3 separate regions of the Mus musculus genome follow, and all the other regions are linked to region 3. The links are chromatin loops, found by intact Hi-C in ENCODE. Cell type or tissue: gastrocnemius. All regions are shown on one strand. Links, peaks and the distances in the headings refer to the core of each region. The heading gives the core; the rest is flanking DNA. Region 1 has its middle 17 kb from the start of Gm51577. Region 2 has its middle 28 kb from the start of Ints10. Region 3 has its middle 22 kb from the start of Gm33103.

What was found. Hi-C counts contacts between places; a loop is a spot of excess contacts. Peaks named below come from ENCODE experiments on the same cell type or tissue, not always from the same donor. Only the 100,000 strongest peaks of a DNase experiment are listed, where the experiment ranks them.
Region 1: it touches region 3 in a loop (8-fold over the local background); 31 of 42 quality-filtered maps call a loop at or near these places.
Region 2: a loop joins it to region 3, with 6 times the contacts of the local background. A loop is called at or near these places in 12 of 42 quality-filtered maps.

Annotation. Positions count from the first base shown.
Region 1 is chr8:68,832,962-68,843,294 of GRCm38, reverse strand. No RefSeq gene overlaps it. Among named protein-coding and RNA genes, the nearest start is that of Gm51577, 17 kb to the left of the region's middle. In gastrocnemius, for the core only: a CTCF peak has its summit at 5,494 (motif pointing left); a DNase peak (open chromatin) is centred at 5,484; H3K4me3 peaks cover 181 bases.
Region 2 is chr8:68,761,131-68,771,463 of GRCm38, reverse strand. No RefSeq gene overlaps it. Among named protein-coding and RNA genes, the nearest start is that of Ints10, 28 kb to the left of the region's middle. In gastrocnemius, for the core only: a CTCF peak has its summit at 4,506 (motif pointing left); a DNase peak (open chromatin) is centred at 4,523.
Region 3 is chr8:69,019,223-69,029,555 of GRCm38, reverse strand. No RefSeq gene overlaps it. Among named protein-coding and RNA genes, the nearest start is that of Gm33103, 22 kb to the right of the region's middle. In gastrocnemius, for the core only: a CTCF peak has its summit at 5,952 (motif pointing right); a DNase peak (open chromatin) is centred at 5,967; H3K4me3 peaks cover 188 bases; H3K27ac peaks cover 1,382 bases.

The sequences.
Region 1 (10,333 bases), core at 2,712-7,711, 190 kb after region 3:
AGTTATTACTTACTAAAATCTATATTTCATCTTTGCTACCTTAGACCCGGGGGGGGGGGCGGCTGGGGTTGCTCTTCCTGGCTCCTACATGATTGGCATGCCCTCTCTTCTACAGCTCTCAAACCTGGACCTTATTCCTTTCTGGCAGTGATTCTAAATCCTCCTTCCTCTCCCAGTCCCCTTGCCCATGAATTCTAAAGTCTCACCTCTGTCTCTCTGCCAGCTATTGGTCGCCGGCGAGTTTATTTACCAATCAAAGCCACGTGGGGGCAGGGACCCTCAGTGTCTTACACGCAGAATCTCTCAATTTGGGGGACTCAATTAACATAATACAAGCGTTAAACCAAATCCACCACAAATACCCTTCACTGGGGGCTCTAAATTACCTGCATTTCAAGGCAATATTGTCAGCTTGGCAGGCTCTAGAATCACCCATGAGGCAAACCTCTGGAGATGCCTCAGTGGGTTTTCTAGATCACTGGTTCTTAACCTTCCTAATGCTGCCACCCTTTGATACAGTTCCTTATGTGTGGTGACCCCCAATCGTAGTATTATTTTGTTGCTACTTCATAACTATAATTTGCTACTGTTATAGATCATAAGGTAAATAGCAAATATGCAGGAGATCTGATATGCAACTCCTGTGAAAGGGTCCTTCAACCCCCAAAGGGGGGTCACAGCCCACAGTTTGAGAATCATTGATTTATCTTAATCTCTGGCATGTCTGTGAGGGATTTTCCTCATGACGTTAGTTGAAGTGGGAAGACCCATCTTGTATGTGAGTGGCTCCTCTGCGAGCAAGTGTCAGGGGATGGTTATGAAGGTCAATGAAGGCCAAAGAACAGCTTTTCCTTTTCAACCGCTGGTGGTTTTCACATCTCACTGAGAAGTTGTTCTGCCCCATTCCTGGGTTTTATCTACCCTGTTGCTGTCATTGTCATCCTACAATGACATCAGAACCCACCTTCTTCAGCCTCCCAATGTGGTAAAGGAACCTTCCAGCCCTTTGATGGCAAATAGGACTGCTCAGGCATGCAGCACCATGGACTGAGCACCTACCATACTCTGGCCGTATTGTATGAGCTAATCTAATATATTCTCTTTTAATATACATTCTTCCCGGGGGTTCCATCCCCTAGAGAACCTTGAGAAATACCAAGACTGTTCTTGAACCTTCGTCTGAGAGTATCCAAAGTGGGATAGAGTAGGCTCTGTGGCAGAGGGCAGAAAGATATAATAAGCCCTCTGATGTGAAAGGCAAGTGCTACAAAATGAATCTGAGTTTACACAGGGAATTCTAGAAAGCTGTGAAAGCAAAAGAAAGTCAAGGTAGCATGAATGAGTATTTGCGATAAAGGGTAGTGATTGCAAATAAACAGCAATCTGCGAGTGTCAGACATGAGGCTTCGGGAGGAAACAGTGTCTCCGTGGGCCTGGTACTGCCCAGCAGAGTGGGAGTAACAGCTGAAATCTCACAGCTCCCTGCAGCCTCTTTCTGGCCCTCCCAGCGCTGCTGCCCTGCAGGCAGAACAGTGTTAAATCTCAGCAGATTTCTGAATTCTACCCACAGCTTGAGCCTACATCCCAAACAAACCCACAAAGGCCACTTGGAGCCTCTCAGTTCATTCTAACCCCCTGAGCAGGAGGCGCTTAGACCAAGCCAGTAGTGTCAGTGCTGCCATCCATCGGCAAAACAAAAGCACCCATAGCTCAGTGCTGGTAGGGAATCCGCTACGAAGTTATCTGGAAAAGGCTAAGACAACCTGACGTTTTCATGCTTGGGATTTCTCAGGTTGGTTTTAGAAGTATTCTTACTTTTCCTGGCTTGGGTATATATGTACGCATATCCTCTCTGTGTTGAATAAGCAATTTAGAAAGAGCCTAAATTCACAACAAGGAAAAATAAGAATGGGACAGACACAAAAGATGGAAGAGAGGAGAACTGATCCCTGATCCCAGTCTACATTTACCTTAGCATCTAAGCAGGGCAACTTCTTAAGTCAAACCCTACCATAGCTTTTTACGTTTTAACATCTCTGAACTTGAATGCTTCTTACATTGCTGGGGAACATTTGTGACATATTCAGTTTTGCCTAGACATGTAACTCGTTTCAAAGCTACCAGCATCAGTGTAACGCACACAGGCTCCTGGAATAAGCCTCACTTCTGCCTGCCCCCTGCCGTTTTCTCCTGCATCTTGTCATCTTTCTCAAGGCTCAGAGGTCTTGTCAGAAGCTGTAGGTTTCGCTGGGCATGAGAGCATTTGTACCACTAAGTCAGTTTGCCCGGACTGTACTTTCCTCCAACTTAAGTAAGGTTATCATTCTCTTCCTACTAAAATCTCAGCTGCTGTATGTTCTTTTTTTATTTTATTTATTTTTTTATTTTTGTTTTTTCGAGACAGGGTTTCTCTGTATAGCCCTGGCTGTCCTGGAGCTCACTTTGTAGACCAGGCTGGCCTCAAACTCAGAAATCTGCCTGCCTCTGCCTCCTGAATGTTGGGATTAAAGGCGTGCGCCACCATGCCTGGCTCTGAATTATGTTCTTAAATACGTACATAAATAAAATAGCTTCCATTCCTTAGGAATCTGAATTTACTCACAGTATCTGTGTTTTCCTCATTGGTTTGCTTATTGATTAATCAACTGATCAATTGATTTATCTCCCCTCCCCAGATTATAAGGTTCTGTCTGACTCCAGACACACTCATAGTAGATGCTTAGTGAGTGTGTTGAAAGAATGATTATACGACAACTGAACTTTAATCCTGTAATACACAACATTGGTATTACCAAGTCAAGTTTTACCCAAAATATTTCATTTTGTTGAGTGAAAAACAAGAAAGAGTAAGCACTTGCTGGATGGGCCTGCCTGGCATAGGGTGCCATGCTAGATCTCAGTGCTGGACCCTATCCCCAGTTCCAGTTCCAGTTTTTAAGACTCTATATCGGTTTGTAAGCCCCTCCCTGCTTCATGAATCAAGAATAGAAATGAGCAAAGTGTGTGTGTGTGTGTGTGTGTGTGTATGTGTGTGTGTGTGTGTGTGTGAGAGAGAGAGAGAGAGAGAGAGAGAACGAGAACACCTATGTACAATAGTACATGTCTTAAAGTCAGCACAACCAGCAGGAGTTGTTTCTGTCCTTTCACCATGGGTTCCAGGGATCAGAATCAAGCTATCAGGCATGTGCAGAAAGCACTTTTAGCTTCTGAGCCCCCACACCAGTCCACCACATATTTTGTTTTGTTTCTTAGCATGAATAAATACATCTTTGCCGAGGGAATGACTTAATCATCCCACCAAGCACAACAGGAGAAAGGGTGTAATTCCAAACGATCGATCGTATGGACGAATCCCCTTGGGATGCAGATTCCAGTCAATGGCAGGGTAAAGGTTTAAGAAGCTATTAATCTCTCATGTTATGGATCCCTCGGATGTTCTGCCATTGGTACAAACAATGCCCTTAAATTTACCTATCGTAACCTGTCAATCACTGAGAAGTGGCTTATCAGTGCCCCTTTCTTTCCTGGCACTCTTCATTGAGAGCCTGCTTAGCAGAACTATAAGAGCAGTTACCTGACAGACAGCCAAGGAAGCCCATTTAGCCCTGGAGCGCCCAATATGGCTACTATGGTATCTCTTTTACAGATAAAAACTGAGCTTGAAGTGAAGTTTTCTGGAGCTATGTGAACAGCAGGTGATCCTTGTCTTACAAGTCTCTACTCTTTCATATTCAAATCCCAGATGGTACCTTTCAGCAGGGCCTCATTATTTACACATCTTACTTAAAATGAGAACAAGACAGACTTCTGTCACCAAGTAATGCCAAATTGCTTAAAATCAGAAAATAGAAGATCAGCTTCAGTTTCTTTTGCTTTCTCTACTCATCAAGTGACTGGTGTGCACACTGTCTTGACGTTCGCTCATCTAGCTCTTTGCTCTTTTCAGTATTCTGCTGTATATTCTCTCTGTGGGAGGTGAAATGTTGCCACTAAGTCCCCAGAAAGTGCCAAATGATGATAAAGAGAGTGAGTGCATACTCTAGTTTCGAGGGTTCATCAACAGAAAGGCATACAGGAATCATCACCCAGTTCCTCATCCATAGAACACAACTAAGACACAGCTCACATAGAGAAAGAAATGCACTGTAGAAAAAGTCAGCAGAGGAGTTCCAGCAGAGATAGACCATATGGAGAAAAGAGTTTGCTAATTGGAGTCAGGAGTAGGTGAGAGAAAGACAGTGACATGAGTTGGTGCATGGGAGGTAATGGGAAGTTGTCAGGGGTAGGTGGGAAGATATGTTGGTGGGCTACTGAAACACAGAGATGCTAAGGCTGGAAGAGTACTTGAGGGTGGCAGGGAAAGAGAGAGAGAGAGAGAGAGAGAGAGAGAGAGAGAGAGAGAGAGAGAGAGAGAGAGAGAGAACACCACTGTGGGTGAATAGCTTTTAGGATGTGCACAAACGCATCCCTTGCATTGCTGCAAGATCCATACTCAAAGAAAGAAAGGGCTGAGGAGATGGTTCAGTTGATACCTGAGGTTGATCCCCAGTGCCCACCAAAAAAACCAGGTGTGCCTGCGACCCCAGTGCACAAAAGACAGAGACAAGGCGATCCCCAGGGCGTGCGGTCCAGCCAGTGCAGTCAAATCAGCAAGCTCTAGGTTCATGAGAGACGGTTGTCTCAACAATAAAAATAGGATGGAGTTAGATTGAGGAAAACACCTAATATCAATCTTAGGCTTCCACATGCCTGTGCACATACACACAAATACTATGTGCACACACATGCAAGTAACACACATGTAGGTGGTCCCATCATGTAAAACGAGTGTAAATGGGGTCAGAGACAAACCTCCTTAGATCTTGTCTCCTCTTTAGAATCAGTGTTTACTCTGTCCACTTAACCGGTATCTTTGTGTTTTCAAAGTGTTGTGCCTTACACAAACTCTCAGAAGTCAGTAAAGGAATGAGTGGGCTCTGCAGCAACGCGCTGCTCCGCCCTGCAGGCAGGGATTGCTGGGAAAGAGAAGAGCTTAATGAATTCACATCTGCTTTTCAAAACAAACTTCCAAGAGAAATGGACCATATCAGAGAATTTGATGATTTCAGCTTAGTGTGGTCAGTGTGGAACTACTTGTGGTTATACTCTCCACAAACAAACAATTTTTTTCGCTAAAGATCAATCCACTTGAGCTTCTGGTTTTTTGTTTTCGTTTTGTTTGTGATTTTTTTTATTAGATATTTTCTTTATTTACATTTCAAATGTTATCCCCTTTCCTAGTTTTCCCTCTGAAAATCCCCTATCCCTCCCTCTCCCCTCCCCCTGCTCTCTAACCCCACCCACTGGCATCCCCCTATCCTGGGGCATAGAACCTTCACAGGACCTAGGGCCTCTCCTCCCATTGGTGAGTTTCTGGTTCCTTAGAAGAAAAAAACACTATACATGGACCCCTAGTGGCCGAGAAGAGGCAGGCTGTTCCTGCTGAGAAAAGGAGAGCGCCACCTGCTGACAATTGATCATGGAACTTGCTGAAGTTTTCCTTCAAAAAGCAAGTAACGAGTTTTTAAAAAATAATTTTCACTTAAATTTAAAACTAAAACATTAGTGTGTTTAAAACCAGAGAAGAGCCAGTGATGCATAGTAACAGCAGTCTGCGCTTCTCCTCTTCCCCACAACTCTTGTTTCCATCAGTAAATCGTTTTTGTGTGCCATTTGGAAAGGGCTTACCCTGCTTTCGATCAATCACTGGTAGGGCTTTTCACTACAGAACTCCTCAGGATGAATAAAATGTCTTTTCTCTTGGCTACTCAAGGTCCCCAGAGACAAACTCATCACTCTGACATGTGGCAGGCAGCTGTCCCTCCTAGATCAGGATTTTAAAGGAAGTTTGGAATGTTCCAATGTAATCTTTTTTAAAAATTACTGTTTATATCCGCACTCCAAGCAATGGGTTTCAAGACGGCCTCTTTGTGAATGTGTGTTTCGTCACTCCTCTCTCCTGATGTCCCCCTCACCACCCATCCCCAGAGCCAGGCTCCTTTCTTCTCCCCGTTGGTCTCAGCCGAGTTTGTTTTACATGTCTATCACTTCCCACCCTCCTCAAACACACATAGATGGTTACATGCATGCACACATAAGATAGACTTCTACACTTAGGTTCTGCGTAGGAAAGAACAGATGCTGTTTGTCTCCCTTTTCCTGCAAAGGTCATGATATCCTTTTTCTTTAGAGTTGCATAAAATTCCATTGTGTGTCTCTACCACATCTTCTACAGCAACCACACTGTCATCCAGACCAAAGCAGAAAAGGCGTACAACAAATTCAATCTCCCTTCATGAGAAAGTCCTCAGGAAACTAGCAACAGTGTGCCCATAACTCAGCACAATAAAGGATCTATACAGCATGTGATGGTTTGTATATGCTCCGCCCAGGGAGTGGCACTAGTAGGAGGTATGGCCCCGTTGGAGTAGGTGTGTCACTGTGGGTGTGGGCTTTAAAACCCCATCCTAGCTGCCTGGAAGCTTGTATTTTGATAGCAGCTTTCAGATGAAGATGAAGAACTCTCAGCTCTGCCTGCATCATGCCTGCCTTGGACGCTACCATACTCCCACCTTGATGATAATGGACTGAACCTGTGAACCTGTAAGCCAGCCCCAATTAAATGTTGTCATTTATAAGAGTTTCATTGGTCATGGTGTCTGTTCACAGCAGTAAAACCCTAACTAAGACAAAGCATAACATCTATAGCTGACAAAAAAAAAAAACAAAAAACCCTGAGAGCTTTTCTTCTAAAATCTAGAACAATGCAATGGCTCTCACCCTCTCTGCTCTTATTCAACATAATGCTCAAAGCCTCCCCTAGAATAAAAGGAAGGAAAAAAAGATTAAAAATAGGAAGGAAAGAAATCAAATTATCCTTCTTTGCAGATGACATGACTCCATGGTTAAAAGTTTAAATACTCTTCTGTCAGAAGATTCTTAACTCTCATAAATGCTCTCATCTTCAAACCAGTAGAACACAAAATCAATACATAAAAACCACCAAGTAACTTTTCTGTACAGCAATAATGAACTCTGAGATAAAAACAATCAGGGGAAAATTCCCTTTTTTAGAAGCTTCAAGGAAATAATAGAGTACGTAGGAACAACCCTCTATGATGAAAACTTCATAACACTGAAGAAACTGAAGACTTCAGGAGATGGAGAATGGCATTCCAGGCTCATGGACAAAGATATTCAATGTTGTGGAAATGGCTATATTACTGAAAGCAGTCAATGCAATCACCATTAAAATTCTAACAACATTCTTCTCAGACCTAGGGAAATCATCCTATAACTCACAGGGAAGCATGGAAGTTCTGAATCCCAGAGCATCCTTACAGAGGGAGGAGAGTTACAGGCACTACAAACCTGCTCTCAGGTTTATCATGGAGCCGAAGCAGCATAAACAGTACAGTACTGGCACCAAAACGGACCCATAGACAAATGGAGTTGACTCAAGACCCCTGAAACAACTACACAGTTACAGCCACCTAGTTTCTGATAAAGACTTCAGGTATGTGTTATCCCTGGCTGCCTGCTCCCTCCCTCTCTCCTTCCTAGTCTGGCCTGAGTGGCCTGTCCTCTATTCCTTCCTCAAGACACACTGGGTCCTCTGAACTCATGTGCCACAGTCAATCTTTCTTTCCTTAGGTTGCTCCTGCCAGACTTTCTGCCACAGTGACATAACACATGGGTCAAGAACAATGTGTGACTCAGTAATCATGCTCACTGGCAAAAACCAGTTGTGTTAATTTCTTGGCCACACTTTAGTTAGTGTCCCTTGGGCCCTGATGTCTCCATTAGGCCTCTGACTTAGTCTGCTGAGTTCAGCTTCATTAAATGAGTTAATTTCATTAAACCAGTTTTTTTTGTTTGTTTGTTTTTTGTTTTGTTTTTGTTTTTTTTTTCAGACAGGGTTTCTCTGTGTATCCTCGGCAGTCCTGGAACTCACTCTGTAGACCAGGCTGGCCTCGAACTCAGAAATCCGCCTGCCTCTGCCTCCCAAGTGCTGGGATTAAAGGTGTACACCACCATGCCTGGCACTAAACCAGTTTTTAAGATCTATCCACCACCCCCTTGTCTCTAGTTAAACTCCCTCACCATGGTTAATATGCAGTTTCCTCTACTCTACCTCAGACCCTCAGGCCCAGCCCAATGAACCTCTTAATTCATAGCTTCCTCATCTGTGCACTGGTTACAGCTCTCCACTTGAATTCAGTCTCTCCGATACCGCAATAGTCTTGAACAAAACCTGTCTTGCTATTTTTAACAAGGACTGAGAAATATTCTTCCCAGAAAAGCTCCCCGGGGATGATTTCTTTGGTAAAGCTCAGTAGCCCTCAAAAAATGATGAATAGAAATAGAGTTTTAAAGCAGAATAGACCAAATGCCTAAAGGTAATTGCTTCTTTTTGTTTGAAATGAACTATACTGTACCATGTAGGAAATGAGCAAACTCTGAGTATAGAGACCTATGAATCTTGAGATGAGAATAAATCTTCTTGCAGTTAAACAAAGAAGAATAATGTACGTGAGAATTTACATATTGTCTGAGGCACCTTTGCACTCTAATGGCAGAGTTGAACAAATGCTGAAACGATGGCCCCAGAAGCCAGATTTATATATAATATACAGTTCCTTTGTATAAGAAACACTTTCAAATATATAGTATGAATGGTGCTACAGGACAAAGTGCAGACCAAGAGATCAGTTGGATCCATTCTCTATGTTAGCAATGAGCACTGTGGCTAGCTTTGGAGATAACTGATAGGACATGGGTCTCAGAGGAGCCACTTTGTGACCTGAACATTGAGTTGGGTTTAACTTGGGTTAAATTTGAAAATCTACTGTGTCATGGACATATGCTGTACACAGCTTTTAGTACTGCATCTTAAATTTACTTTTAAAACTCATGTGCTGGAGGTTTGGAAGTTTAAGAAAATCAGAGGTGGACCCTAGGACAAGAGACTGAGGCACATATTTTACATATCAAAGCAGACCTGTCTCCAGGTTCTCCCAGCATCCCTCAGTCCCTATTGGACATACCACGTTCCCATGCTGAATTTTCCAGGCCAGACATTTTGCATGCACTTGCATGCTCTCTCTCTCCTTCTCCTTCCCCCTCCCTCTCCTCTTTCCCCTCCTCCTCCCTCTTCTTCTTTCTCCTTCTTTTCTCACTCTCTGTGCACTCATGCTTGCCTTTTCTCTCCCCCTCCCCCACCCGCTCCCTCTCCCCTTGGCTAGTGAACTCGTGAAAGAGCAGAGTCCCACTAAACCTGTCTTTGATATAATCTAATCTGGTTTGAATTGGCTCGTGTCACTGGAGGAGAAATAACCTACCAATGGCATCATTAAGGACTTAGGTTTTCCAGGATTCTGTTTCCTATAAGATTATTATTATTTTCTTCGTGAACAAGGGGTATTAGGTATATAAATCTATTATAAGAAAGGAAAAAATGGTACTTCAGGAAACTTGTAACTCTTTGAGGCTATTAAAACAGTATAAATAAATCAACAGCCCAAGGCACTTGCAATGTAATATAAATATCACAGTGGCTAGAACTCCCATTGCTCTCATAGAAATCTTCAACACATCTGTAATGTTGCAATCTTCTCTTCCTGCATAAGAAACTGAATGTGTGAGCTGCAGAAACCGCTTTATGTACTCAAACAAACAGGCTGGCACACTTTAGGAGGGCAAATTCTTATAATCAAGGACTGTGTGTTTCTTAGGCATGCTCTAGGCATGACCGTTGAAATCCTTAGCTGAATTTAGTAAACAGTTTCTTCAACTACAAGCAGAAGGAAGTCAACACCAACCATTCCAGCTTATGGTTGCTTCTTATCTTTTTTCTTACATCTAAGTCTTTACACTCTCCCTCTTTGTTAAACATAGCAGAGTTGGGATTTAATTAAATGATTTTAATATAGACTTAAGCATGAGAGTTAGAGATGCTCCACACAGGTGACACACAGGACAGGCAAGCATGGGCTTCTCTAAGAGGAGCCCGTTTTGTTCAGTTTCATTAGAAAGCTCCTGGGTTCCGCTGATGCGCGGCTTGTTAGAGGGAGACCTGCTCCATTGCTCCAGCATGGTGGGCCCTGATGAGAAGAGGCAGTCCATGGTTTTAAGGAGTTTATTGCAGAAAGGCAGAGAGAGGGAGAGAGTAGGGAGGTAGAGGCTGGCCATGGCCACTTGGAGAGAGGGGGAAGGGAAGGCATAGAGAGGGGGAGCAAGGGAGCAAGAGTAAGAGCAAGAGAATAAGAGGTAAGAGAGGGAGGAAGGGGCAAAC
Region 2 (10,333 bases), core at 2,511-7,510, 260 kb after region 3:
TACACAGTTAATAATACATTTATACAAGTCGGGTAGAGGAATGTAGAAACTTTGGGGAGGCCAAGGAGGAAGAGTGTTACAAATTTCCAGGCTAGTGTAGGCTAGGTACTGAGTCTCAGTTCTGGAAAAATAAAAACTTTAAACTTGGGAGTAGTTGTTTATGCCTATAATCCCAGCACTTGGAAGCATTCATAGAAGTATCAGGATCCCAAGACTAACACCTTGGCTATATGAAAAGTTTGAGGCCAGCCTGAGCTATATAAGACCCTATCTCAAAAAAGAAAAAAAGGACTGGAGAGATGCTTCTGTTGGTAAAGAGCTTTTGGTGCAAGTATGAGGGTCTGAGTTCTGGTCACCAGCATATAAGTAAAAGCTTTGTGCATTTGTGTCCTTCTGTGTCTTAGTTACTTTCCTATTGCCATGGCAAACACCATGACCAAGACAACTTAAAGAATAACACATTTATTAGGGCCTTAGAGTTCAGAGAATGTGTTGATGCCCATCATGATTGGGAATATGGTGGCAGGCAAGCATGGTGCTGGTACAGCATCTGGGAGATTACAGATGATCCATAAGCTCTAAGTAGAGAAAGAGCTAACTGGGAATGCTATGGGCTTTGAAACCTCAAAGCCTTCCTTCCCCTAGTGACATATTTCTTCCAACAAGGTCACACCTCCTAATCCTTCTCAAACAGTTCCACCAACTGGGAAACAAGGATTTAAATATATGTACCTATGAGGGATATTCTCATTCAAACCACCACATTCTATAAAACCAGACCTGGGGAGATGGAAATAAGATGTTTGATGGAATTCATTAGCTAAACTCCATGTTTAGAGAAAGACCCTGTCTCAAAAGTCAAGGTGGAGAGTGATTGGAGGAAGACACCTGAGACTGACACCTGGCCTCCACACACATGAACATGTGTATATATATACAGAGTGAAGGGTGTTACAGAATATATACATTATAAGAATATATATATTATAAAATTATTAGAATATATTATAAAAAGTATAAGTCTCCTGGGTAGAGCTTATGAAGCCCCACTCATCCCCGAGGACATATGTGGAGGTAATGGTTTGTAGAGGAAAGAGATGTTCAGTGTTGTAGCCACTGGTAAATTGTGAATGATTCTGTAAATAGACCCTCATTTGCCTTCATGTAAGAAACCCTAAGGAAGCACTCCAGTACAGAGCAGGAAGTGGCTCACATGGCCCCATTGCTAACTGAGAAGCCATTGGCAGTTGATGGCCTCTGTGGGTACAGTTATTTATGTATACATACCCCAACAAAGACACAAACATATACACATAATTAAAAATAATAAAATAAGTACTAGAAATAAAAAACAAATCCAGTAGTTACACAATATAAAATGAACACACAAATATGAGTTCAATTCTTATACAGTAACAATGAGTTCAATTCTTATACAGTTAACAGTGTATCAAAGGGAAGAGAAGGAACCAGGCCTGTTTACAGTAGCGCTTGAGAAGTAAGTGCTTAGGTAAAAAGCTCATTAAAAAGGCATATGTTTTATATCTTGTCATTAAAGAACATTGGTTTTTCTCCTTCCATCATGTGAGTCCCATGGATTGAATTTAGGTCATCAGGCTTGGCAGTGGGTTCCTTATCATCTGAGCCATCTTATCTGGACCCCTTTCCCTTTCCTTGTGTAGTTCTTTTGCCCAAGACTTCCTAGAATGGAGATGTCAGGTTTTACCCCTTTTAAGGGAAATGTTTTCAGTTTTTTTGTAATTAAAAATCATATTAGTTGTAGAGTTGTTTGCCTTTGTCAAGTTGAAAAAAAAATTGAAGCTGACACATGCCTTTAATCCCAGCACTCGGGAGGCAGAGACAGGCGGATTTCTGAGTTTGAGGTCAGCCTGGTCTACAGAGTGAGTTCCAGGACAGCCAGAGTTATACAGAGAAACCCCCCCCCCCCAAAAAAAACTTCCATTCCTATTTCATGAAACATTTTTATCATGGAAATGGATAAAATTTGTTAAATGATTTTTCTGCATCCATTGAGATAGCTATGTGTGTTTCTATGCTCTGCACAACCTCCCATTATAAGGATATATATATATATAATTGGTTTTTCATAAACAAGATGTAAATATGATCAGGTATGTTTATATGTGATATGCTACAATGAAATCACTTATTACATTGTGCTTGTGTCTGTGTACAAAATCTTTTCTTGAAGGTAACTATCCTATACAGGGGCAACACACTTCTACAGTTCCAATACTTTTTGGGAAGGGGAAGCAGGAAGATCAAGAGTCTGAACCCAGTCTGTCTGTCTGTGACTGTCTCAAACAGAGGAAATATTTTTCCCTTCATGTAGTTCTAGAAACATGTCTGGCACAACCCTTTTGATGTGCTGCTCATTTTGGTTGAGTTGCATCTTGCTGAGGGCTATTGGGTATATCTTCAGATGAGATTGTTGCTGGATAGCTGTACTGGCTGGTTTTGTGTGTCAACTTGACACAAGCTGGAGTTATCACAGAGAAAGGAGCTTCAGTTGAGGAAATGCCTGCAGGAGATCCAGTTGTAAGGGAGGGCCCATTGTGGGTGGTGCCATTACTGGGCTGGTAGTCCTGGGTTCTATAAGAAAGCAAGCTGAGCAAGCCAGGGGAAACAAGACAGAAAGAAACATCCCTCCATGGCCTCTGCATCAGCTTCCTGACTTGCTTGAGTCCCAGTCCTGACTTCCTTTGGTGATGAACAGCAATGTGGACGTGTAAGCTGAATAAACCCTTTCTCCCCAACTTGCTTCTTGGTCATGATGTTCGTGCAGAAACAGAAACCCTGACTAAGACAATAGCTTTCTTGTAGTGTCTCTGTCTGCATTTGCCATTGGGTTGACCATATCCTCTATAGTTAGGAAATATACTCTCTCTTCTTTGTGTTTTGGGGAAGAGTTTGAGAAATCAGAGTTAATTCTTTTAATTTCTTTGGTAGAATTTACCAGCAAGACCATTTGGTCTTGGATTTTTCTTTATGTAATTAATACCTTTGATTTCCAAATCACTCTTATGAGTTATCTGTCTGTCACTTTTATTTTTTAAATTTCCCTTGGCCCAGCATTATTTCCTTGGAGAAATAAGTCCATTTGGTCTAATTTGTTGGCATGTTCAAGTATTCTCTTATAATCTCTTTTATTTCCTTAACATCTGTAACAATGTCTACTTTCCCTCTTAGATTTTTATAAATATTAGAAGGACATGAGTAAATTTTAAGTGGGAGACTATTGAATCAATCAATCAATCTATCTATCTATCTATCTATCTATCTATCTATCTATCTATCTATCTATCTATCTATCTATCTATCTATCTATCTGTTTATTTATTTTGGTTTTGCCTTTTTGAGATGAGGCTTCATGTAGCCCCCACTGGCCTTGAACTCTCTACAGCTTGAACAAGTCAACGATGACCTCGCACCCTCTGTTCTTCTGCTTCAAGTGCTGAGATTATTGTGCTTCCACTCCTAGCTCTCAGACCCCTTGTCCTAAATCTGTGCAGCTTATGTCTCAGGAGGCCATCCTTAATGCCAAAGATTTAGAACTAAAACTCCTGAGTCTGGTTGGGTTAAAGTAAATGGTTACAGATCTTCCTTCAAAAATTTCCAGTGCTTTTGGAACATGTAATTTCTATCTCTGAAAGAGACTGTTGCAATGGCGTACAGACTGGCTGCTTCTGTTTTCACAATAACATCAGGTGTGCAACATCTCTAGATGTTACAGTACTGCAGACAATGGAGTAAGAAGACAGTATCCCGATTTCATGTTTCTTTAACTGCCCCATTGCCTATTGTTATGCATATATTATACTATATGTTATATATAATATATAATATACATGTATACTATACATATATAAATATACATATATAATATATATGTATATAGTTAGTTCACTCTATGTGCGCCTGATTCAACTTCATAGAGAATGTAGGTAAAAAAAAAAAAACATAAAGCAAGATTTCCACTTTAAAAAATCAGGAATAGTTTCTAGAAACTAGAAAGCGTTATAAAGACCAGAAAATACAGTATCCTTAAAATTGACAGAAAAAGTTTTATTGTTTCAGTGAAGTTTAGAAGAGTCAATGACAGTGTCTCAAATGAGAGATAAGGGTGGTGTGAATTGATACATTTTAGTAATTTGATAATACATCTATAACTTTGAGCCAATAGTTATCAATAAATACTGTCTGAAACATTATCTTAAATAAGTTAAGAGTTTTATGTGGAAAAAAGAAAGCCATTTGTATGGTAAAATAAAATAGATTCATTTGGCAAGATAGGAATGAAGTATAAAAAAAAACCCCACGTTTCACTGTGGAGAATGCAGATGTCACTTGCATCAGGAATGTCTCAGAATAGTGTTTTTCAGCTGGGAATTTCTGACCAAAGGCTGTTATTAATGGCTGTTTCTGAGGGTGGTTTTGTCTGTCTTGATATCAGGTAGTAAGTGGGAATGTGTTGCTGACATCTAGTGGTCAAGGTGAGACATGCTGTTAACAATGTGTCCTGCCCCCACCCCTCGGGCACCCAGTGCTATCACCACCACAGAGAATCCAGTTGAAAGGAAAGCAAGCCATCAGTGTGCTTCTCTTCTCACACTAGGCACTGCACATAGACAAGAAGAGTTAGGATAAAAAGTTCAATTTTAACTACTTTTTGATTAGAGAGTAAAAGCAAAATGTATTACATTTGAGCTGCAACTGAAGAGAATTCGATAGTGAATATCCATGTTCCAGGGACACATTCTAGTCTGTTTAAAGAATAATGTGAGACAAAGCAGGGATACTTGGAACTCCAGAACTACAGCCAGAGTCTGTTCAAGTGGTGGTGGTACATGTCGTCAGATGCGACTTCTTAGGGATGATCTCAAAGAGAAATGTCATGGAACCAGCCAGTTCTGTAAGTCTGACGATAGTGTCTGTTGTTTCTTGATCTTGCCACCTTTATTTAAAGACCTGTCCCTTCTTTTACCACGTAAGAAAGCTGCAAATCACCTGCCTAGGTTTCCATGAGAATTATTACAATGCAAGGTTTTGTTGCAGAGCCTTTTGGTTTATCTTTTTTTGTGAATGATGCTTTTTGTTGTATTTATTAATATCAATTTCACTTATGAATAAACTTAATAATGGAAACAGATGAAAAAAAATCAAGTGCACGTGTGACTTTGACTATTCTGTTTCTCATTTGATAAACTGATTATTGACATGGGAGTCAACCAGCACCTTTTTGTCGATTGGTGAAACCTGGTTTCCTTTGACCATGAAATTGTCTTATGAAAACACAGATCCTGATGAGAGAGAAGATGGCTCTTGTCCAATGGGCTCACACTCTCTACCTCTCCAGGGCTGACACTTTAACTGACCTACTGCCTGGACTGTCTTGGAAAACTACCTCAAAGGTGATATTTTGTTACCTTTTAACATATATTTATTTGTATTTTTTTAAACTTTTTTTTTTTTTTTAAATCACCTCTGCTAAAGTTATTTTCATGTGCAGCCAACTTTCAAATATTACCATTTTGGATGAATGGCCAAATTAGGTAATTTGGAACCAGGATACATTGATTTTTCATCTTGACTTTTTTTTTTTTTATCCTAACATCAGGTGAATTTGACTGGAAAGCAAATGGCTATTATGAAAGCAGTTTGCTATTGTTACAGACTTACTTACACTTCGCTCAGCTGGAAAAAGATGTAGAATGGATGTAAAGAGCATAAGCTGACAGAACTGAATGGATGATTGGTTGTAGGCTTTTTCTTTCCTTTGTTTTTGTTCTGTTTTAGCAGCAAGAAAAGATATTACTTCATACCCTCTCCCTACGGTAACAGTTTTGTTTTCTACTGTTAATGACATTATATATTTATAGTTCTATGTTTACCATTGTGCATGTACTGACAATAAAACAGTATATAACATTACTTGAAAGAAAGAATGTGTAACTCTAATTTTATCGCCAAATTATTATAGAACTAACAAAATGGCTCGGATGACAAAGGCATTTAGCTGCCAAACCTGACAGCCCAAGAGTTTGACAGCTAGAACCCACGTGTAGAGAAAAAGAACTGACTCTTGTTGTTCTCCATGTATGACTTCCACAACATACGTTCAAATAAATAAGTGCAAGTTTAAAATAATTATTCTAGAAATATAACAAAAAATTAAGATAGCTATGAAATAACACATTAGCACTAGATAGAAAACATGTATAGAAAACATGTTTTTATGAGAGCAGTTGCTACCAGGTGTAGTGCCCCACATCTGTATGCCCAGCATTTAAGAGCTTGAGATTGCAATGAGTTCAAGGCCAGTGAGACTCCATAGCAAAAATCTGTCCCAAAAAACAAAAGGAAATGTGTAGTTGTTATTAATACCTACAATCATATAGACAAAACTCTTTATAATTATAAATATATGTATACATCATACTATTATTAAATCAATGCAATTAACACACTTCCCATCTGATATAAACTATAACTTATTTTTCTCTTAAGACCACTTGAAGTGTAACCTATTAGCAATTTTCTATTTTCAATGCACTATTATTAAGCACAGTTACCACATTATACAATAGAACTCCTGAATTTGTTCTTCCCAATTGAAACTTTGTATCTGTTGACCTATAATTCCTTCAACCCTCTCCTCTAGAAAAGTTTTTCTTAAGATGTCAAGGGTCCAGCCCAGTCTTTACATACATGCTAGGTAAACTGTCTATCTCTGAGCATGTCTAGTATTATTGGGCAATATTTTTTTACATATACAATGTGTAAGAGTTATTATGCATAATACTTTACAGATGTCAATATGATGGTGATAAAATTTATATAAATAATGATGTGTGAAAAAAATTTCCCTTAAACTCATCACCAAATTATGGTTAATAACTTAACTCACACTGTAGGCTCGTTCTGAGTCTGACATGTGGTTAACCACTTGTTCCATAAATATTTTTACTGTATGTGTTTATTTTATGTGTGTATGTGTTTGTGAGCATGAGTGCATGCCACAGCACGTGTGGAGGTCAGAGGACAGTTTATGGGAGTCAGTTCTGTCTTCCCATCATGGTGGTCCTGCTGATTGAACGCTGGTCATCAGGCTTAGGGGCAAGTGCCATCTAAGTCATCTTACTGGCCTGGAGTCATTTTTAAACCCTAGCTTGTCACCATCTTTCCTTTTAAAAGGGACGATATCCCAAATGCTCACGATATTCTCTTTAGTTTTCTTTTCTATTCCTATCTACACAAAACACCATCATAATCCAGGCTGTCTCATAGAAATTGTTTTTTTTTTCCACTCAGTACTTTTTAATCTTATCACTTCATGTTACTGCAGTAACTTCTTCCTTTGAGCAATTATTCCAAACTGTATTTGTGTATGCCTGTATGTTATGCATGAGTTTGGGTTTGATGTGGCCTTTAAAGGGATAACTAAGGCAAAATGAAATCACTGGGGTAGACTCTACTCCAATCTGTGTGCTTTAGGCATCTCGAGGGCCTGGATCACTGTTTTCCAGAGAGGACTTTGTTTTACCTTTTGTTATGTGTGTCAGGGGATGCTACTAATCTAGGAGCAGCTTGGCTCCTTCAGAATCCTCAGCTCAATGCTGTAGTGGCAGGTTTGCTGTCTAGACTCTGTGAGGCAGTGAAGGTGTTTGCTACTTCACCTTGCAGCTCTATCAATTGCGATTTGTGTGGTTTCCTGCTATACTATCTGGTAGATGCATGTGTAGGACTGACCACCACAAACATACTCTTTTATTAGTGCAATGGCTCTCTGAACTCTAGTAAAAGTCACTTGTTCTAAAGCTTAAACTGTATTTTCCAACTCCTTTTGTGCATATTTTCTCATTCTTTGACTTTTCCCTTGTTTTTCTTCTCTTCTCTTCTCTTCTCTTCTCTTCTCTTCTCTTCTCTTCTCTTCTCTTCTCTTCTCTTCTCTTCTCTTTTCTTTTCTTTTTGTCCTTCCTTCCATTTTGATTAGATTTAAGGTCTTTCTAGGTCAGCACTAAGCGTTTGTGTGTGTGTGTATGTGTGTGTGGTCGTTTTTTGTATGCTTGCCACTCTTTTTTTTTTCCCTTTTCTTTTCTTAAACAGCTAGTCTGGCCTCATATTCACTAAGTATTTTGAATTCCTGATTTTCTTACCTAGCCTCTCAAGGACCTAGGATTGCAGGCATGTGGTGCCTGACTTGTCTCTTATCTATATCTTTAGTGTTTTTTTTTATAGAATTATTATCTTTTACTTTAAAACTTATCCTAATCTAGCAAATGCCTTTTAATTGAAGTTAATAGTTGAAAGTTAGACAAGAGTGTCCCAAACTGACTCTAAACTATTTTTGTTATCATTATTGGGATATTAATAATTGAATGAATAAAAAAATACTAAGTTATTCAAAAGCATTGTTGCCTGGCACATGATAGAGATGTGTTTACGGTTACCTAGACTCAGAAAAATATGATCTCTGCTAAATTTTACATATGATAAAACAAAGAGAGCAAGCTATCAATTTGTGTGATATCAATTTGTGTGATGTCATCCTTTTGTATTTTCATTCTGAGGTGACAAAGTTGGGAACAATGGCTATTGTTCCACAGGTGCTAATCTGCTGTGAGAGGATTACTTGCTACTGACTTTTTAATTGCCCCTAATGATGTCTGTTCCTGGTTTTGCTTAGAACTCAAAGCAGGTTATGTTTTAATCAAAATTGAGGCTTGTCTGAGTAGATCTATCCTCTGTGTTATATCCCAGGTCCTTTTCAACAGTGCAGTGGGACAGCAGAACCTTCTGATGCCTGGTGTAGCTGAAATGGATGCCTACAGGGATGTGGAGTCCAGAGGCTATAAGGATCTTAGCTTTGTTGGAGTTCGTCAAAAGACTCTCACTCACAAGTCTCCCCAAGTGAGAGTGTGGACTACAGAAGCTAACAGCCTCTGGAACAGGCGGGAGCCACAGAGCTTCTAAGGCAGACCCTGTTTCAGGCTCCAGACATCTGGGCACCTTCCCTGCCAGAGGAGAGGTGTCTGCCCGGCCCGGGAGGGCATTGCCAGAGCACCTTCGGGAGCCATCTTGGTTCCTGGATCCCTGCACAGGTGAGAGTGTGGACTACAGAAGCTAACATCTTCTGGGACAGGCCCTGTTTCGGACCTTCATCTTCTGCCAGGAGGCAAGTATGAACACCAGATATCTGTGCACCTTCCCTGCAAGAGGAGAGGTTGCCTGCAGAGAGTGCTATAACCACTGAAACTCAGGAGAGAGCTAGTCTCCCAGGTCTGCTGGTAGAGGCTAACAGAATCACGAGAGGAACAAGCTCTAACCACAGACAACTATAACAACTGACACCAGAGATTACCAGATGATGAAAGGCAGACATAAGAATCTTATTAACAGAAACCAAGACCATTCACCATCATCAGAACCCAGCACTCCCACCTCAGCCAGTCCTGGGCACCCCAACACACCCAAAAAGCTAGACCCGAATTTAAAAGCATATCTCATGATGGTGGTAGAGGACATCAAGAAGGACTTTAATAACTCACTTAAAGAAATACAGGAGAACACTGCTAAAGAGTTGCAAGTCCTTAAAGAAAAACAGGAGAACATAACCAAACAGGTAGAAGTCCTTAAAGAAAAACAGGAAAACACATCCAAACAGGTGATGGAAATGAACAAAACGATACTAGACCTAAAAAAGGAAGTAGACACAATAAAGAAAACCCAAAGTGAGGCAACACTGGAGATAGGAACCCTAGGAAAGAAATCTGGAACCATCGATGTGAGCATCAACAACAGAATACAAGAGATGGAAGAGAGATTTTAAGGTGCAGAAGATTCCATAGAGAACATCGGCACAACAATCAAAGAAAATGGAAAATGCAAAAAGATCCTAACTCAAAACATCCAGAAATCCAGGACACAATGAGAAGACCAAACCTACAGATAACAGGAATAGATGAGAATGAAGATTTTCAACTTAAAGGGCTAGCAAATATCTTCAACAAAATTGTAGAAGAAAACTTCACAAACCTAAAGAAAGAGATACCCATGAACATACAAGAAGCCTACAGAACTCTAAATACACTGGACCAGAAGAGAAATTCCTCCTGACACATAATAATCAGAACAACAAATGCACTAAATAAAGAGAGAATATTAAAAGCAGTAAGGGAAAAAGGTTAAGTAACATATAAAGGCAGGCCTATCAGAATTACACCAGACTTTTCAACAGAGACTATGAAAGCCAGAAGATCCCAGACAGATGTTATACAGACACTAAGAGAACACAAATGCAAGCCCAGGCTAC
Region 3 (10,333 bases), core at 3,095-8,094:
CTCTTTAATGGTAGATAGATACGGAATATCTTTGCTGGCCTCTTCTCTGCTCTTCAACTTCCAGATATAGTTTTATTATGACTTTCTAAAGTAATAATACTAATCTGCATGCTTATTGCTCACTGCTGAACTGGAGGCATGGAATCTGATTTCATTGTTTCTCCAGATTTTGTTTCTCAAGAATGCTTTCAGGAATCTCTTTGTTTTCTTTTCTTTTTTTTTTTTTTTTTTTTTTTTTTTTTTTTTTTTTTTTTTTTTTGGTTTTTCGAGACAGGGTTTCTCTGTATAGCCCTGGCTGTCCTGGAACTCACTCTGTAGACCAGACTAGCCTCGAACTCAGAAATCCGCCTGCCTCTGCCTCCCGAGTGCTGGGATTAAAGGCGTGCGCCACCACCGCCCGGCCTCTCTGTTTTCTTAAGGGGCTCTCTTTTCTCTCCACCAACTTTCCCTTTCATGAGCTCATCTGCTTTTACTCTGCATGCTCATATCTGTGCCAGCAGAAAAGTTGTCCTAGTTTCTGCATGAGGCTCTCTCCCTCTTCCTTAGGCTCCAAAACCCACAAGTGGTACAAGGACACTTAGAAGGGTGTGGTGGGCAGGGTTAGAGAGCTGAGATCATTGTCTTGTCTCCCGAGCTAAGATTTCCTCACCCACCCAGCTTCCCAGCTTCCCAAGTGTTTTTTGGGAAAATACTCTTTTCTCCTTTGCTTCTCTCCTCTTCAATTTTTTTTTAAATAATTGGAGTGTAACACATCCAACATGTGTAAGTTTTGAGTGAGTACTGATAAATTTGTTTTATATATATATATATATACTTTTCTGATAAAGAAAGCATACACTTGTAAGCCTTCAAAGACAACAGTCTCCTCACACTTCTTCCCGGTGACTCACCCACTCCTACAAACCTCTGCGTTCTGTCCCCATTAATTAATTGTGTTGACTTTCAAAGAAATATTGACTTTCATCCATTTCTCAACTAAGATTCCTTTTCAGTTAGAACTTCATGATATGTGGTACTCTTAAAGGGCCTCTCACTTCATCCTGCTGGATTTGGCATGATGGTACCATTGTGCAGATGAAAAACTGAGTCAGATGTAAAATGATCAGCTTGATTTCAGATAGTCACTTCTCGTACAACAAATAGCAGAGCCTTATTGAACTCAGACCAACTTGGCTCCCAAGTCTGAGCACCTTCTCTTTTAAGCCAGTTATCCTTGTTAATGCTGTCTGCTTTTGAGTAATGTTTGGTAGACATTGGTAGATTGTTTCTGGCACATTCCTTTAGGAGATAACCAAGATATATACAATGGACAGAAGCCTAGAGTCCAGACTTAATCTGGATGGTGTCTGCCATGGAAAAGCCTTTATGTGTCTTAGTAACAAACTTACTCTGGCTGTCCCGTGTTGCTGCAAGGAGCAGAGGAGGGAGTGTATGACTGGGCAAAACCAGAACAAAGGATTAGTCTCCTCTAAAGGATCTGATGGTCAAGTCTTTCATAATTCTCCAGCTGTAGAGAAGAAAGGAGACTCGGATAGGGAGAAGCTTGGAATCCTCGGGAGGGGAGGGTGTTGTCAGCAAGCAGTGGGAGAGGTAGGGAAAGGAATGTGCGAGAGGAACAAAGGTTGGCGGGGTGGGTAGATAAAGGCTCTTGAGCAATCTCCAGGAGTTGTCCTCAGAAGAATAGATGAAAAGGCAAGGGGGTGGGGAGGCTGGAGGTGCAGCTCAGCGCTGGAGTTCATCCATGTGCTAGAGAGGAAAAACTGGAAAAGCTGTCTGGGCAGGAGGTGTGGAGATGGCTAGTCTCTGTCCCCAGTAGTTAATCTTCCCTGGTTATTTGATGGGATGCTTAGGGAGAGGTTTTTAAGACAATTGCACTTCTCCCTTTGGTCAGATAAGTGAGTTCCAGAGTGAGCCTGTTCCTGTGCTCAGGAGAGAAAGCAGACAAGGTCAGAGGAACCTGCATTCTGAGCAACTTCTCAGGCCTGATAGTGGATCAAAGCACCATCCCAGGGTATCTTTGCCTGAGCCTCAACAACATGGAAATTTACAGGTGTGATTATATGTCTTCAGATTCTGGGGTTGGGTTGGGGGCGGGGGAGAGAAGGAGACAGATTGTATCTAAGAAATGGAATCTTTAAGGGAAGGGAACCTGTCCCAGCCAATGTGCGAGTGTGAAGTGTGGCCAGAGAAGGGTCAGAAGGATTCTGAAGGTGGAAGGGGCTGTGAGAACATGGGGGTCTCAGATAGCTGGGAAAAGCGCAGACACAGATTCTTCAGAACTCTGATCCTGCAGAAGAGTGCCTCCTGCCATCTCGTGGATTTTAGCCCAGCGACATTTATTTTGGATTTCTATTCTACAGAACAGTAAGAGTTTTGAAAAAGATGTATTGTTTTAAGCCACTGAGTTTGTAGGATTTGTTCTAGTAGCAATAGAAAAATAAATACAGACATATACACACATGCATGTATGTAAAGAGGATGAAAGCTTAAGAAAAATCAGAGAATTATATACTTTTATTTTTTGTTTTTAATTAATTAATTAATTAATTAATTAATTAATTAATTTTGGCATTTCCTTTTTATTTAAAATAGATTATCTTCTCACATAATGTGTCCTGATAAAAGTTTTCTCTCCTCCTCCTCCTCCTCTTCTTCTTCCTCCTCCTCTCCTCCTCTTCTTCCTCTTCTTCCTCCTCCTCAGCCCTTCCCACTTCCTTTCCCAGCTGGATCTATTCCATTTCTGTTGTTTATTAGAAAACAAAGGGACCTTTAAGGGATAGTAAAAAAATATAATAAGATAAAACCAAAGCTAACATTGGAATAGGACAAAACACAAAACAGAAGAAAAGAGCTCTTCACACACACAAAAAAAATTAAAAGCATAAGAAATAGATCCACTTGTTATTTGCATACTCAGAATCTCATAAAACCAGTAAACTGGCCAGATGTGGTGGCACACACTTTTAATCCCAGCACACAGGAGGCAGAGTAAAGCAGATCTCTGAGTTTGAAGCCAGCTAATCTATATGAGCTGCAGGACAGCCAGGGCTACACAGAAACACTGCCTCAAAAACCAAAAACAATAAGAAAAAAAAAACAAAAACAATAAACTGGAAACCTAGTATATATGCGAAGGACCTGGGTTGGGGAGACAAAATAAAATAAAAATAAAAAACAAGATAAAATTAAAAAAAAAAAAAGAAGAAGAAGAAGAGGAAAAGCCCTAATCAGGACATTACGAGACAAGAAGCCTCCAAAGATGCTTCTGAGTTGTTTTGTGTCGGCCGTCTACTGCTGGCCATGGGGCCTACCCTTAAGAGAGGTTTGTTTCCCCAGTGAGACTCCCTCCGAGGAAACAAATTTTATTTTTATTTGCAAAGTGGTTATCAATTAGAGACAGCTGCTGGGTTCCAGTGGGGCTTGTATCCACTTCTCTTCTCAGCTGGATGAAAGAGCTGGTACACGGTGGCTGTGGCTTTAGTCTCTGTGAGTTCATGTGTGAAGGTCCTGTTGATTTAGAGGGCCTTGTTTTCTTGGTGTCCTCCATCCTTTCTGGCTCTTACACTCTTTCTGCTTCCTACTCTGAGAGTTTACTGAGCCCCAAGGGGAGGATGTGATAGAGACAATCTCTTGGGGCTGAGCATTCCAAGGTTACTCACTCTCATACTGTCTGGCTATGGGTCTTTGTCCTGTCTCGTTCTCTATCTGTTGCAGGAGGAAGCTTCCCTGATGATAACTGAGCAGGGCACAAATCTATCAATATAGCAGAATGTCATTAGGAGTCATTTCATTGCTGCATTTTTCCCCTTAATAATAATATTTGGTTTTACCCTAGGTCTCTAAGCAATCTAGTCTCTGGTTGTTGCATCCAAGCAGTGTTGGGTATAGTTTCCATGTCATGGTGTAGGTCTTAAGTCAAATCTTATATTGGTTGGTTACTCCCATAAGCCTTGTGCCACCATTGCCCTACTTACGTTGCAGGCAAGACACTACTGTAGATCAAAGGTTTGTGGTCGGCATGATGTTCATGTTTCCCTTCTGGTGTTCCAAAGATGCTAGAATGTAGGAGTGAAGGCTCTTTGCAGGCACTGCCTCTACTTCTCCATAGTCAATGGGTTGTGTAGGTATTGTCTTCAGCAATAGGGCCTTCCCTTCAGTTTTGTGGAGAGCAACCTATAGTTTCAGCAACGACTTGGGTTGTTTGAGGGGTTCCCATGAAACTCCTTGGCCTACAACTCAATAAGATGTAACCCAATCCTAATATTGGAAGATTCATGTGGTGATAAGAGATAACCAGTTCAGACTCTGTCTCCCCATAACTTGGTGATCTTATCTATCCCTTCATATATGCATATATTTTAGGTAGTTTCTATTGTGTTAGTTTTCCATATTACCACTCAAATGCCCCTTTATTTAGCTGCCTCTCATTCTGTTCCCTCCCTCATCTTCCTCTTCTCACTTCTTCTCTTTATTCTCCCATTCTGGCTCCCCCATCCACCCATAACTATATATTCTATTTCCTTTCCCTTACCCTATATCTATCTGTTGCTCTTCAGAGTATAGCTTGGTGATCACTGACTTAACAGCTGATACCCACATATAAACAAATACATACCATATTAGTCTTTCTGGGTCTAGGTTACCTCACTCTGGATAATTTATTCTATTCCATCAATTTATCTACAAAAGTTGTCTTTTTTTTAAACAGCTAAGTAATACTCTAGTGTGTAAACGTACCACAGTTTCTTTATCCATTCTTGTTGAGGGACATCTAGCTTTTTTCCCTCCAGTTTCTGGCTACTATCAATAGAGTAACAACGAACTACTGAACATGGTTGAGCAAGTGTCTGTATGGTACATGCCAACGATAGGGCTGGATGTTGAGGTAGATCTATCTATCCCCATCTTTCTGAGGAACTCCACACTGATTTCCACAGGGAGTGTACACATTTTCACCCCCACCAGCAATGGATAAGTGTTCTCCTCCACATCCTTGCCAGCATGAGCTGTCACCCCCCCCCCCCCCAGTCAGGGTTTCTCTGTGTAGCCCTGGCTGTCCTGGAACTCACTCTGTAGACCAGGCTGGCCTCCAACTCAGAGATCCGCCTGCCTCTGCCTCCCAAGTGCTTGGATTAAAGGCGTGTGCCACCACGCCCGGCGAGCTGTCACTTCTTTTATTGGTCTTAGCCATTCTGACAGGTGTATCTTGAAATCTCAGAATAGTTTTGATTTGCATTTCCTGGTGGCTAAGGAATGTTGAACATTTCTTTAAGAGTTTGTCAGGCTTTTTGAATTTCCTCTTGAGAATTTTCTGTTTAGATCTGTGCCCCATTTTAAAATTGGTTTGTTTTCTTGGTACCTAGTTTGGTTTTTGTATACTAATCCTCTATCAGATATCTGGTTGGTAACAGAATCTTTTCCCATTTTACCGGCTGACACTTTGTCTGAATGACGATGTCCTTTGCAGTGCAGAAACTTCTTAGGTTCCCAAGTATTCCTTGTTTATCTGTTGTTTATCTTAGTTTCTGTGCTGGCGGTCTTCTGTTCAAAGAGAGATTTTTCTTATGCTAATGAGCTCGAGCTCTTTCCACTTCCTCTTCTGTCAGGTCCAGTGTATCTGGTTTTATGTTGAGGTTTTTGATTCATTTGAAGTTGAGTTTTGTCCATAGGCTTGTAGATTTATGTCTGGGTCTTCAATTTGATTCCATGGGTCAGCATGTCTGTTTTTGTATCCACATCATGCTATTTTTATTACTATAGCTTTGTAGTACAACCTGAAACTGGGGATAGTAAAATCCCCATCGGTTCTTTTGTTATTCAGGGTTGTTTTAGTTACACTAGGGTTCAGGGGTTCGGGATTATTTTTCTGTTGTATCAGGCAGGTCTGGAACTCAGCGTTGGAAGGAGGCTGGGCTGACATTCTTGGGCAGTCTTTGTTCATCCTGTGTAAATCCACCAGGTGGCGCCCTCACCACACGGTTGAGTGTACTTGGCAACTGCTTTCTCAATTTCAGGGATTTTTTTTTTTTTTTTTTAAGTTTTAGGGATTTTTAGCTCCTCTCTTCACACCTCCCACCTCACCAACGCTGTGAAACTGTTACTTGACAAAAGGCCTGCGGGAAATTTATGAAGTGGCCTTGTTTTGATCACTCATCTGGCACCTTCCAGGTTAGAGCATACAAGCCGCCACAGGCGCTGTGGTTTGCTTGCTGTAAGTTCTAGCTTCTCAGGGCCAAGCCAGTGTTTCCCAGATCCTATCATTTAAGTTCAGTGGATGACTCCCTAATCTATGTATGCTATTGTGTTCTCTGCCTTGGCCTTCGCCCATCTCTCTCCTTCAGTTTACACTCACTAACTCACTAATTCATTCATTTCCATCGTCATCGTTATGACATGTGAAGCTCTTATAGTGTTATCATGCTGGAAAAACAAGACCGGAGCTGAGGGCATAACCCTGTGTACTAAAAATATTTAGCAATGTGGCCTGGGGCTTCTTCCCTGCCTTAGATCATTTATGTCCCTGGATGAAAGACACACACAGCCTTTATATTTTTAAATAGCCTTAGTCAGCACAGTAGCTGGGCAGCAACCCCACCCTCCATGCTGTTAGAATCTACCTTCCTATCGATAACCCAAGTTATTACTTAATATGTTTATCTGGGCTGCCCTTAGCTCCAATTGGCTAGCCACATACTTGTGGCTCAGTTTTTCCACGGCTCTCCTCCCTCCTTCACGTTCTCCTTTTTCCATGACGGCTTCTGAAACCTCATCCCCACCTATGTCTCCTCTACCCATTGGCTGTTGGCATCTTTATTTACTAATCACAGTTAACTGGGGCCAGGGTCACAGGGGCTACACATGCATGCTCCAGGTTTTGGGGTCTTGCACTTAGCATTGCAATAGACATTAAACGACAAAACCTCAACAGCCCTGTCAATAAAAGTGCTTGTGAACATAATATAGTTACTTGTCTGCTGCTGCTATCAAGTGTGACAAGAGCAGAGCAAAGGAGGATGGGTTTACTTTGTCTCAGTTTGAGGGGACAGGCCATCGTGGTGGGCAAGTCATGGTGGCAGGAGCTTGAGGCAGCTTGTGTATCACATCTGCTGTCAGAAAACAGAGAGGAACGCTGACACTCAGCTAGCTTCCTGCTTTGTATGCAGCCTGGGGTTACAGGCTGTGGAGTGGTGCCGGGGCCCTGTAGGGTGGGTCTTCCCATTTCAATTAACCTAATCTAGAAACTCTCTCACTGACGTGTCTAGAGGCTTGTCTCCTCAGCAAGTCAGGATTCTGTTGACTTGATACTTGATTAAGTATCTTGATAATCTAGAGATAGTTTAAAGAGTACAGGAGGATACAGTTTATACGGGGTTATTATTGTATGTAAGAAATTAAGCACCAGGGGATGTTCCAGGTTCTAGGAGGAGCCCTGGAACCACCTTCCCTGGATGACTTAAATGTTTTACTTTCGTCTTAATGTAGCAGTGTTTGTACTTCTATTGTATTTTTGGTGTTCTAAAATAATGAGCCTAGAGCTCACTATTCAATAGCTTAGATAAAATTCACTATGTAGTCCAGGCTGAACTTGAATTCACAGCAATTCTCCTGCCTCAGCTTCCTTAGTGTCGGGATTATAGGCACGAGCCACCACACCTGACTTTGTGCTTTTATAAAGTTCTTTCTCTGTGTGATCAGGAAGACGAGCTAGGTGTTATTCCCCCCCCCCCATGATGTTTTTATTGACTCTCTGGGAGTTTCACAGCATGCATTCCAATCACAATCTCTTCTCAGTTTTTCCATGTCTGACCCTATTGTGATTTTCCTCTCAAAAGAAGTAAAAAATAAAAATAAGAAGAAAAAGGAAGGAAGGAAGGAAGGAAGGAAGGAAAGAAGGAAAGAACACCAAGCCTACCTTGTGCTATCCATACACTCACTGAAGCATGGTCAGACTCTCCGTGACCTGCCCTTTAGATAAAACTGAGTCCGTCCTATCCCACACCTCAGCTAGAAGCCATCAATTGTATGGAACTACTGTTCAGCATCTCTGTCATACTTTTAAACGGCTGTTTCGATGGCTTACTTTTTGTTGCTGTGTTGGGGTGGGGGTCGTTGAGGGGGAGTAGGAGTTGTCACAGGAGCCTTCTGTGTCCCCCTCAGCTGTGCATCTGGAGTCACAGATATGACAGCAAAAGTTGCCTCCTTGCTCTTCACAGTCAACTGGAGCATGGGTCATGGGTTTTCACAGTTTCTGGAGGTAGCCCAGACCAGGACCATGGTCCTCTGCTGCAGTAGGACCGCAGACCCAGACAAGGCCCTTGGAAGCTTCTTGGACCATGGATATCAACATGGGTTTGAAAGACCCACAACGTGAGGACTCCCCCATGTTCTGACTCAGGAGAGGCGACACCCCAAAATCACCAACGAGAAACGGTCTTGCTGCAAATTGCAAGAGGATTTTTATTCAAGAGCGCTCTCGGGCCCACGGTCATACACCACGCAGGGGTAGAGGACCGTGGCGCCCCAAGTAGCTGAGTAAGGGGGTATTTAAAGGAAGGAACCACAACTCAAGGAGGTGGGAAGGGCATTGTTGGAAAATACCAAAAATACCAGTTAAGAGTCACAAGGAAGTACAAAGTCACAAGTGTCAGGTTATCTCTCAAGACAGTTTCTAAGAGCCCCTAACAATCTAAGAGTGCCTAGCAATAGCACCTTTGCATAGTGGGTTCCAGCAATGGTCAGGGTGGGTCAGGGTGACTTTCCTCCAATGAACACTCTTTGAACCCAGGAAGTGGGTGGGTGGAGGAAGGAATGTCGCTATCTGTTTTATGATTAGCATACCTTGGAGCACTGAGTTTACTACTCTTTCAGGTTCAGGTGGCAGCACAGCCTGGGTTCAGGCCATGGACTTCCACATGGTTCTTGGTGGTAACATGGGCTAAGGATTAACACAGATGCCAGCTACTGTGGGGCCTTGGACCCAGTCCCCAGCATGGCATGCCTGAGAATCACAAGGGCTGGCTCTCTTGTCTGCAGACTCTAATGCCTCCCAGCTAGGTGTTTTAGTATAAATACCAAGAAAGGACATAAACAGGTAAGAGAGGGGATGAACAAAAGAAGGCAGAATTTGTAAAATATTATAAACTGAATAGGGGGAGTGTGGTAAGGTGTGCCTTTTGGGGGTCCAGCTGGGTTTCCTCATCCTCTGCTTCCTGCCTCTAGGGTGGTCAGATGCCCCCTACTGGCTTGGAGGATGAAGCACAGTCTGGAACGGGTGGGGCTTTAGGATCTCCTGGCCTGCTGGGAGGAGCGGTGCTTCTCTAAAGATGAAGGCCTTCTTTGATAGACAGTCTTCTGTGAAACATCTCACTTAGCTATATTTGGGGTGGGCTGGTATGCCTACACTTTATTTGAGGTGAACCGGGGTATACAGCAACCTTGGAGAGTGGGAAGGAATTTTCAGGGTAACTGAAAATCATTGGCTAGAGTTTAAAGTTCTGTGAATGCCTCATTTGTATGGAGACTTTCCGGGAATCTCAGGTACTTGCTGGGCACATTCTTATAGGGGAAAAAGAGGAAGTTTGTAAGTCTGCCAAGAACTACTCAACCTTCCCCAGGTAAGGGTGTGGGGAGTCAAGATCCACAGACATGGTTAGAAAAGGGGAAGCCTTGCTGGTAAAGGGAGACCTCCATTTTCTGTGGAGCTCAGAGGAGCTATCTAGTCATGGTAGACTGTGACCTTAATTAGCAAGGTTTTCCCAAAGGGAGGAACAGAAAGAAGTGTGAGACTGTACGGCTTCCCTCCTTCTTGAGTGGTGGGTATCATTGATCCTTTGGTCCAGGAGAGAATAAATTTTAAGTTAGAGACCAGTATGATGCACAGGCCATAAAGCAGAATGACACAGAGCAGTAGAGATAAATCAGGGGGAAATGGAGGCTGTTGGAAACAGAGAGAAGACAGTTCAGGGAAGTAGTGGCCAGGAACACAGCAAAAGGCCAAGAAGAAAGAAGATTGTAAAGGTCCATGACTGGTGACATTTAGGAGTTGCTACATCCACACCAGTAGTGACACGCATTACAGGCCTGAAAGCCTGGAAGCAGTCCTGAGGCAGGGAGTTTCAAGGAAGCTTTGCCTCCTGGAACCTTGGCATTCCCATAGCCCGTTTATTCAAAGCCTGTCCCCACGTTAGTCTGGTGTTTGGATCCCTGTGCTCTCTTTCAGTATTGTTTTCTTATAAGTGCCTTTAAGGTTTGATTTTGACATAGCTAAGCCTCCACCAGTGTTCCAACGGTTCCTAGAAAATCCTTGAAGCCGACCCTGAGCTTGGAATTCAGT